Linked DNA regions of Homo sapiens: all the other regions are linked to region 3. The links are chromatin contacts, found by Hi-C or POLR2A ChIA-PET in ENCODE. All regions are on one chromosome and are shown on one strand. Each heading gives the region's core, a stretch centred on a gene start or an enhancer-like site at or near the end of the contact. The rest is flanking DNA. Distances are from core to core; before and after follow the strand shown.

What was found. Hi-C counts contacts between places; a loop is a spot of excess contacts on that map. ChIA-PET counts read pairs that join two places held with the same protein, here RNA polymerase II (POLR2A). Pooled maps may share reads with other maps.
Region 1: a loop to region 3 is called in a pooled map, with 2.5 times the contacts of the local background. The contact joins two enhancer-like sites. A Hi-C loop is called at or near these places in 4 of 50 pooled maps. POLR2A ChIA-PET finds 5 or more read pairs at or near these places in 2 of 52 experiments (Panc1 and activated CD4-positive, alpha-beta T cell).
Region 2: a pooled map shows a loop between it and region 3 (3-fold over the local background). The contact joins two enhancer-like sites. A Hi-C loop is called at or near these places in 1 of 50 pooled maps. POLR2A ChIA-PET finds 5 or more read pairs at or near these places in 2 of 52 experiments (A549 and common myeloid progenitor, CD34-positive).

The regions. Positions count from the first base shown.
Region 1 is chr9:129,954,932-129,958,337 of GRCh38, forward strand. FNBP1 (formin binding protein 1) reads right to left here. Exons shown (of 17, transcript NM_015033.3): 6 at 2,429-2,533. Among named protein-coding and RNA genes, the nearest start is that of FNBP1, 87 kb to the right of the region's middle. Within about 2 kb of position 1,905, at least 7 of the 41 ENCODE cell types and tissues checked have a DNase peak (open chromatin) inside an H3K27ac peak, as active enhancers do.
Region 2 is chr9:129,899,174-129,902,341 of GRCh38, forward strand. FNBP1 (formin binding protein 1) reads right to left here. Exons shown (of 17, transcript NM_015033.3): 14 at 1,253-1,374; 15 at 792-928. Among named protein-coding and RNA genes, the nearest start is that of MIR6855, 31 kb to the left of the region's middle. RefSeq lists an enhancer at 1,490-1,609. Within about 2 kb of position 1,703, at least 3 of the 41 ENCODE cell types and tissues checked have a DNase peak (open chromatin) inside an H3K27ac peak, as active enhancers do.
Region 3 is chr9:130,234,549-130,237,666 of GRCh38, forward strand. It overlaps NCS1 (neuronal calcium sensor 1), which reads left to right. Exons shown (of 8, transcript NM_014286.4): 8 at 1-2,755. Among named protein-coding and RNA genes, the nearest start is that of MIR12126, 5.3 kb to the right of the region's middle. RefSeq lists an enhancer at 2,404-2,963. Within about 2 kb of position 1,748, at least 10 of the 41 ENCODE cell types and tissues checked have a DNase peak (open chromatin) inside an H3K27ac peak, as active enhancers do.

The sequences.
Region 1 (3,406 bases), core at 655-3,154, 280 kb before region 3:
TGCAATGAACCGAGATTGCGCTAGTGCACTCCAGCCTGGGCAACAAGAGTGAAACTTCGTCCCAAAAAAAAAAAAATCATTCTTAATGGGGAACCTTTTGAAGCACTCTCTTTGCAATCAGGAACAAGCTGAGGAAGTCCACAATGATGACTCAGCAAAACAGAGGGCATAACCAGCAGAGTTAAGATAAGAAAAAATTAACAAAAGGCATGAAGATTGGAAAAGAAATGCAACTATCATTACTTGCTGCTGATATGACCATCTCTACAGAAAAAAACAGAAATGAAATGACAGTTTAGAGGCTGAGTGCTTTTTTTTTTGAGACGGGGTCTGGCTCTGTCATCCAGGCTGGAGTGCAGCAGCAGGATTGTGGCTCACTGCAAACTCTGCCTCCCAGGACCGAGCAATCCTCCCACCTTGGCCTCCGGAGTAGCTGGGACCACAGACATGGGCTACCATGCTCCACTAATTTTTCTGTATTTTTTATGGAGAAAGGGTCTCACCATGTTGCCCAGGCTGGATCTGAACTCCTGGACTCAAACAATCTGCTCACCTTGGCCTCCCAAAGTGCTGGGATTATAGGCATGAGCCCATACACCACACCAAAAAAAAAAAAAAAATTATTTATTTAGAGACAGGGTCATTAGCAGGGTGTGGTGGGCTCCTGTAGTCCCAGCTACTCAGGAGGCTGAGGCAGGAGGATCACTTGAGCCCTGAAGACAGAGGTTGTTGTTAGCCAAGATCACACCACTGCACTCCAGCCTAGGCGATACAGCGAGACTCTGTCTCAAAAAATAAAATAAAATAAAAAATAAAAATAAATAAATAAACATAAAAAATAAAATAAAAAGAGACCATATCTCGGTATCTCTAAAATATATACATATATACTTCTTTTAGCGCGCACACACACACACACACACACACACACATATATGAATGATACATACACTGATTTGCCTCATTCAACATAAAATATCTTTTGAAACTTTGGGCTAATCTAACTTATTTTAATTGAATAACATTTTAAATATTTAACTTTAGCAGCAAATTAATGTCTTTTGGTAAAGTAAGTATCTCCATTTTGAGATCAAATACAGATATTGAGAACACTCCCCTGCTCCTGAGATGGGGTCTCGTTATGTTGCCCAGTCTGGACTCCTGGGCTCAAGCAATCCTCTTGCTTCAGTCTCCTAAGTAGCTGAGTCTAGGGGTATGTGCCACAGCACCTGGCAAGAATATGTATTTTAATATATTTAATAATTTTAGAGAAAGGCATACTAATATTAACGTATACCTAGTCTTTAAGCAAGGAATTTGGCAGAATTTGGCAAATAATAGTTCACACCATTTCCCAACTAAACTCAACTCTAACTGATCTGTCAAAAGCTCAACAAATCTATAAAAACTCAGTGCTTTCACCCACATACAGCATGAAGCTATGAATGCCCAAACAACCATGGGCATCATGAATGAGTCCTTGTTATGTAAAAGCCTAATTTTGTTTACATTGTATTGATGACTTTAATAAAAATAAAATTCAGCTTCTAGGGAAAAAACGCATATTGAGCCACAATGAGAAACAGTATACACTTTATAATATTTCTAGTTGGCAATACAAGTCCATTTAGAGAAAAGCTTTTGAGAGGACTGAAATATGCAAGGCTTCAACTACAACCTCACTGTTATCAACCAGGAGGAATCAATTAGAAGTCAGGCAAGCAGTGAGACTATTGCTCTAAAGGAACCATTATAAGCAGCCAAGCTCTTCCAGATGGCCCTGTCCTGTCTCCTCCGGCTCTCAAGAAATTGACTTTCTCTTTGAAAAGCCATTAAGAGCCACAACCTTCTGGAACGTTGTTCCCAGACTGTTCATAGTCTAAGTCTCCACTTTATCACCCTGGTGACTCAACAGATAAAACGTCTCAAATTCTAACACCGAAGATTCCCCACACTTGAGCTTCTGGTCCCCACAATGGTTGACACAAAATGAAAATGATTCCCCATGTAGCGCCTTTTGTGGCTACATTAGAAATGAGAACTTGGGGATGGGTGGTCGGTGATGAACACTCACAGGGGAAATGAAAGACACACTTGAGCTTTCTTTTGTCTTTTTTTTTTTTTGGCGATAGTTTCGCTCTTGTTACCCAGGCTGGAGTGCAGTGGCGTGATCTTGGCTCACTGCAGCCAACGCCTCCTGGGCTCAAGCGATTCTCCTGCCTCAGCCTCCCTAGTAGTTGGGATTATAGGTGCCTGCCACTGCACTCAGCTAATTTTTGTGTTTTTCGTAGAGATGGGGTTTCACCATCTTGGCCAGGCTGGTCTCGAACTCCTGGCCTCAGGTGATCCGCTCACCTCAGCCTCCCAAAGTGCTGGGATTACAGGCGTGAGCCACCGTGCCCGGCCCACACTTGAGCTTTCACCTCACCTTTTCAACATCCGCTTTTGTGACATTGATGTCAGCGTCCATTTTCTCAAAGTACTGCTGCGCCCTGTCCGCCTCTTTGCAATCGCGTTCAAATCGCCTTTTACTCTAAAATCAGAGGAAAATAATTATGAAACCATAAGAGTCCTACGAGAAGATGTAATTTTATCTAAAGCTCCCAAAGAGCATTGTTCTTTTTCTTTTTTTTTTCTTCAGTCAGGGTCTCACTTTGTCACCCAGGCTGGAGTGCAGTGGCGCCATCTTGGCTCACTGCAGCTTTGACCTTCCCGGCTCAGGTGATCCTCCCACCTCAGCCTCACTAGCTGCTGTGACTACAGGCATGCACCACCATGCCCAGCTAATTTTTGCATTTTTTTGTAGAGACTAGGTTTTGTCATGTTGCCCATGCTGGTCTTGAGCTTCTGAGCTCAAGCAATCCTCCCGCCTCTGCCTCCCAAATTGCTGGGATTACAGGCGTGAGCCAATGTGTCTGGCCCAAGAATACTCTTCTCTGAATTGATTTCTTATATGTCATAATTTCTAGAAGTTATTTTAAAATCTGCATTTATTTCCATCAAAACTGTCTAATCTTTATTATTTCCACGTGACTTTTAGAAAAATACTCAACTTGAGCTCTTTTGGCTCAACTTTAGATAATGGTTCTAGAAACAAATTAAATGAGAAAAATCTATAAAGATGTTTCATTAGTGTTTTTATGTGCATGTTTTTTACTTTCTGATTGACTCAAGCTTAAATTAAATTGAAACTGGAAAATCTATAAAGACATTTCCTAGGCTGGGTGCAGTGGCTCACGCCTGTAATCCCAGAACTTTGGGAGGCCGAGGTGGGCGAATCACTTCAGGGCAGGAGTTCAAGACCACCCTGGCCAACATGGCAAAACCCCATCTCTACCAAAAATACAAAAATTAGCCGGGCATGGTGACGTGTGCCTGTAATCTTAGCTACTTGGGAGGCTGAGGC
Region 2 (3,168 bases), core at 453-2,952, 340 kb before region 3:
TTCAAGTGATTCTCGTGCCTCAGCCTCCCGAGCAGCTGGGATTACAGGCGCCTGCCAGCATGCCCAGCCAGTTTTTGTATTTTTAGTAGAGATGGGATTTCACCATGTTGGCGAGGCTGGTCTTGAACTCCTGGCCTCAAGTGACCTGCCCGCCTCAGCCTCCCAAAGTTCTAGGATTACAGGTGTGAGCCACCATGCCCGGCCAGATCTGGAAGGCTTCTAAAGAAAGTTCTGGTCACAGAAAGAGAAGAGTGTGGCTAGGCACAGTGGCTCACACCTGTGATCACAGCACTTTGGGAGGCTGAGGCAGGAGTACTGCTTGAATCCAGGAGTTCAACACCAGCCTGGGCAACATAGTGAGACCCTGTCTCTACTGAAAAGTACAAAAAGTACAAAAGTACAAAAATGAGCCGGACATGGTGGTGCTTGCCTGTAGTCCCAGCTACTCAGGAGGCTGAGGTTGGAGGATCACTTGAGCCCAGGAGGTCAAGGCTGCAGTGAGCCATGATTGCACCACTGCACTCTAACTTGGGCAAGAGAGCGAGACCCTGTATGAAAAAAAGGAAGGAAGGAAGGAAGGGAAGGAAGGGAAGGAAGGGAAGGGAGGGAAGGGAAGGGAAGGAAGGAAGGGGAAGGGGAAGGGGAAGGGGAAGGGAAGGTAGGAAGGAAGGAAGGAAGGACAAAGGAATAAAAATGATCAGAAGGAAGGAAGGAAGGAAAAGTGAAAGAAGAGTAACTCAGATATTATGGTTTATAAAAGGCAGGGGAATCCAGCAGACATGAAATGTCACCTTCAAATGTGTAGAGAGCTTTGCACGTCCCTATGGCAGGGAGGGGCTCCTCATCATCAAACTCGTCGTCAAAATCCGTGGCCAGCACCTTCATCTCACTCTCCTGACTCTGCTCCTCTGTGTAACTGCCATCTGGGCTGCTCAAGAAAGGAAAACACAAAGCAACTAAAGCGACTGACCCCAGGGAGGACTCAGATTGAGTCCCTGCGACTGGAGAGCACTTGCAACCCCGCCCCTCAGCGAGTGCTGTAACTGAGGCCATGGTAAATCATCGCACGCTCAGATCACCCATCCCATGTGGAATTATAAATCTGCATCATGGAAAAAGTGACAGGTCAATCGCAACAGACATTTTGGCATTGAACAAGTGCCTTATGGTCATTCCAGATTCCAAAATTTAGAAATAAATACAAAGCCAACAGGCTCCCTTGCCAGAGGCAGGCGCTGTGCAGATACTGTACCTCTCACGGTCCTGGGCGCAGTTGTTGACTGTGGGTGGGTTCTGGCTGTCGTACAGTCCGCTCTGCCGGCGCGCCTGCTCGCTGCGTGCTGGGAGCCGGCCTTCAACCTCAGCCAGCCAGGCCTGGAGACAAAAGCAATGAGAGACTCCAACCTAAGGCCATCTGAGGGTCAGCCCAGAGTGTCCTAAGGTCCCAAAGGCCATCTGAGGGCCAGCCCGGAGCATCCTAAGGTCCCAAACTCAGGGGCTACTCTTGGCCATTTAACCCAATGTGAGGAAGTCCACGTGGGGGCAGAATGGCCACGTTTTCTGCCTTCGACTGTTCAAATGTACTGAAGGACGGTTGCTTCCATTTCACCCGAAGTTGGAGACATAGAAACAAACTCATATTTATGTGGTTGCCCACGATGGGGCAGAAAGCACACTGGACTATGCTATCCCCTTGGGCTTTTAAGCAGCAGTGCAGTCTTGGATAAGTCACTTCTAGTTCCTTCTTGACCATGAGGTCGCCCTGTGATACCTGAAGGTACAGCCATGCTTAAAGCAGTGACTCAGTTTGAAAGCCACACTTCCTATTTTTTAGGAGTGTAACTTTTTTTTTTGATAGAAATGAAACTTGTACTTAAAAATTAAAGTAGATAAAATGACCTTCAGCATTTGAAACAGTATAAACAAGTCAAAGGAATAAAAATGACGAGAAGGCCGGGCGCGGTGGCCACACCTGTAATCCCAGCACTTTGGGAGGCCGAGGTGGGTGAATCACTTCAGGTTGGGAGTTTCAGACCAGCCTGGCCAACATGGTGAAACGCTGTCTCTACTAAGAGTACAAAAATTAGCTGGGGGTGGTGGTGAGCGCCTGTAATCCCAGCACTTTGGGAGAGGTGGGCAGATCACCTGAGGTCAGGAGTTCGAGACCAGCCTGGCCAACATGGTGAAACTCCATCTCCATTAAAAATACAAAAATTAGCTGGGCATGGTGGCACATGCCTGTAGTCCCAGCTACTCGGGAGGCTGAGGCACGAGAATCACTGGAACTCAGGAGGTGGAGGTTACAGTGAGTCGAGACTGCACCACTGCACTCCAGCTTGGGTGACAGAGCGAGACTCTGTCTCAAAAAAAAGAATAATAATAAGAAAAGGACCGTTCTAAGTTCTAAATGCTCAAATGAACATTAATGATGGATTCTGAAAAGAATGGAAAAAGCTGGCCAGGTGTGGTGGCTCACGCCTGTAATCCCAGCACTTTGGGAAGCCAAGGTGGGTGGAGCATCTGAGGTCAGGAGTTCGAGACCAGCCTGGCCAACATGGCAAAACCCTGTCTCTACCAAAAATACAAAAAGTAGCCGGGTGTGGTGGTACACACCTGTAGTCCCAGCTACTCAGGAGGCTGAGGCAGGAGAATCACTTGAACCTGGGAAGTGGAGGTCACACTGAGGTGAGATCACGCTACTACACTCCAGCCTGGGCAACAGGGCGAGACTTCATCTCAAAAAAAAGAATGAAAAAAGCCATAGTTGACCCTTCATTGCTGGAAACAATCTATTCTGACTGGTAGAATCGGTTGCTAATGTATTTTTCCATGCTCTGTAGTCTTTAAACGTGGTAGGGAGAGTGGGTTCAGGAGGCTTTTGTTGACAGCTTTTGAGTGCTCCTCTCCCTCCCTCAAGCTTTGATTATTTATGTTTCCTGCTTGTTTCTCCTTTGTGTTTGCTGCTGGTTCTCACACACACCCTTTCCATAATGGGCCTGCTGAGAGAACAATTGTATATTTCAGGGGATTTTTTTCATTGCTTCTTTGATTCACTGGGATAACGGATCGCTCTATACTCCCAATTTTATTACCATGAGATGAAGCAGAATAACTTAAAGTACAAAAAATACTGGCCAGGCACAGTGGCTCACAGTGGCTCACAGCTGT
Region 3 (3,118 bases), core at 498-2,997:
AAGGCCCTTTTCCATGCCGACATCATGTCACTCTAGGCCTGGGGTTCAGTTTCCTGTGGCTGGTGATGCTGTGGTTAAGTTTGCTTGACCCCAGCAGCCCGAGGGACTGTCTGAGTCACAGCACAGCCCCTATTGCGTGGCTGCTGGTGTGTGGGGTCAGTTCCAGCAGATGAATGTGTCATGTGGCACACCTTGTCCCTTCCCGCAGCATTTCCTGGTTCCCCCCAGACCCTTGAGCGCTCTTTGGGACCCAGAAGGAGTCCTTGCACAGGGAAGGCTTGAGGTGAGAAGCCGCTTCCCAGACTGTCAGGGCCAGGCCTGGGTCTAGAATTCTTGCTGCTGCTTTGCAGAGTCAACAGCCCATCAGCCCATGTTTTAGAGGGGACACTTTGGTCCTCGGTTCCCACCCTCAGCAAGCAGGCCTCCAGCCCGAGGAAGGCCTCTGCCGTAGTGACGTTGCCGTGTGGGGCTGCGTGGCTGTTCCCCTTGGCTGGAGCATTCAGCCAACCCCAGCGTCCCCCCTGAGGCGTTCATTGGCAGCCCCCTAGGACTGCACGCTGGCCCCACGGTAACCCCCCCTCCCCCACCAACATCCTGCAGGGATGGGGTCAGTGGTTCCACCTTCACAGGCCACTTTGAAGGGTGGATTCTTTGAGGCCCCTGCCAGTCGGCTCCCTGCTCAGCTGCTGGCCCGGGCGACCTGGGACTCAGCACCAACGGCTGAAGTTTCTCAGCTGGGCTCTGACCTGGGGTCTGGGGCAGGGAACGAACATGGTGGCTTTGGGCTGAGAGGATGAGGGAGGTCTTTCCCAGGTCAAATTACTTTCCTTTGGCCTCTGCCTGAGGCTCGATTTGCCTCTCTGGTCCAATGGGACTGACACTGTTGTACAACCTGACCTGTGGCTGAGGGTGTCTGGGCTTAAGCATGTGGACCCCTTCGGTGTGTCCGGCCTTCCTCCATCGTCCTGCCCTTTGGCCTTTTGGTTTGAAGCCACAGGTGTGGCTTCTGGCCTTAGCAGATGGTATGCTTGCGGACCGCAGCCCAGCATGCCGGTGGGCCCACAGCCCGAGCCAGCCCAGAGCTGCCGGAAGGGCCGCCCTTCCCGGCCCTGGCGGGGTGCTGGACACTGGCCATTTTCACTAGAGTTTGCCTGGCAGGGACCGATCTCTGCCCCCTCCTCTCCCCAGGCCTCTGGCTGCAGTGATGCCGCAGAATCCTGAGCCAGGTGCCTCCTGAGCAGCCCGTGCGCCTCTCCACAGCGGCGTTTGCCACCCAATGCGGCTCGCTTCAGATGCTCTGATGCAGAGGGCACGCCCATAGTCCCTCTGCAGAGCCTCGCACTGGGGCCAGGGCAGGCACCAGCCCCAGGCGGCCAGTCGGCCACGGCCTGTCCTCTTCCTCGTAGCGTCTGCTCCTCACTTTGTGTTGATGGTGACTTAGGAGAATGTTCCGATTTTCCATGATCTAAGCAGGCCACGTTTAAAATAACATCAAGGCAAGCGTACGTGTCACCCTCTGTACTGACATCTCTTCCCCTGAAATGCTTTTCAGTTTGACAGCCCGTTTCCTAGACAAGTGCACCTGGGGTTTCAGGAACTTTGTGTTTTTTCGGAGGGGGTTGGTGGGGAGGTCGGGATGCCTGGGATCCCTTCCTGGAGAGGCAGGCTGTCTCTGGAAAAAGCCTCCATTGCCCACCCGCCAGGCGGAAAGTCACCCTGTTCCCAGCGCGGTTTCAGCATTTAATTTTAAGGGAGCTAAGGAAGCGCGGCGCGCCCCCTGGTGGTGGTAAGCCGCCAACGCACCTGGGGGCTGCAACCCCACCGGACGGGTGGTCCGGAGGGAGGCTGGAGCGGGGAGGCGAGGAGGGGGCTGTGAGTCCTCAGAGGCCCTGGGCCACCACATTTCTGGCAGCGTTTCCCAGACACCCCTCTGCTAGGCCATCCCTGGATAGCAAGTGAATTAACTTAAGGGCACTGTGATGGGAAGCCTTGCCCCCCTCTTTTTTTTTTTTTTTTAATATCTGCGGAATAAACCCAATGGTTAATTTTTGAATGAATAAAAGGCTTTTGTTGAATAAACAGCTGGTCCCATCTTCTGTCTTGGCATCTTAGCATCCAGGCTCAGGCTCTGCCCCTTCTCCAGGATGGGGTAGCCCCGAGTCGCCCTCCCCAGTCTGCACATTCCCTGTTGTCCCTGTTCCTGCAGTGGCTCCCGGCCCCAGGGAGGCCCACCTCACTCCCAGCCTGACTCGGTGGCTGGCTTCCTTCAGGACTTTGCGCAAGTCAGTTCTGCTCATTGGGTCTCAATTTCCCCATCCCTTGGATGGGAGCAAGAGTCTCTGCTGGGCCTGCCTCGCAGGGGCCTGGTGAGACCCAAATGTGAGTGTCATCATCAAAGCCCCTCACAGAAGTGGAGGACGGTGCCCAAGAGTAGCGGTTTGGACTGCTGCTGCCTCCCACCCGGAGCCTGCCACTTGGGGGAGAAATTGGTATAATGCTTGCAAAAACAAACAAACAAAAGGCAATGTCTTCTGGTTGTGGTTATTTCCTTTCCTGCTTGCCTCCCCAGCCCCCTTTGAGTCTCTTTTTGGGGTGCCGTCCTGTCTGAACCTGCCGGTGTGTGTCTCTGGGGCCAGGGTCAGGGCGAGGCCCAGGGGTGGACAGGGGCCGTGTAGCATGCCCCAGCCTCCCCAAGCTCCTGCTGTATGTCGTCCATGTCACGCCAATTAAACACGCTTCCTGGACTTGTCCTCGCCTCCCTGTGTGGGCCTGTTGCTTTGTCTGTTTACATTCTTCTCCGTTTCGTTTTAGGTTTCTTCCCTTTGTGACACCCTTTCTCTGGCTTTGGGTGTTGTCTTCCCAGTTTCCTGAAGAGAAAGAATGTGTAGGCCGGGTGCAGTGGCTCATGCCTATAATCCCAGCACTTTGGGAGGCCGAGTTGGGCGGATCACCTGAGGTCTGGAGTTCGAGACCAGCCTGGCCAACATGGTGAAACCCCGTCTCTACTAAAATACAAAAATTAGCTGGGTGTGGTGGCAGGCGCCTGTAATCCCACCTACATGGGAGCCTGAGGCAGGAGAATCACTTGAACCCGGGAGGCGGCGATTGGAGTGAGCTG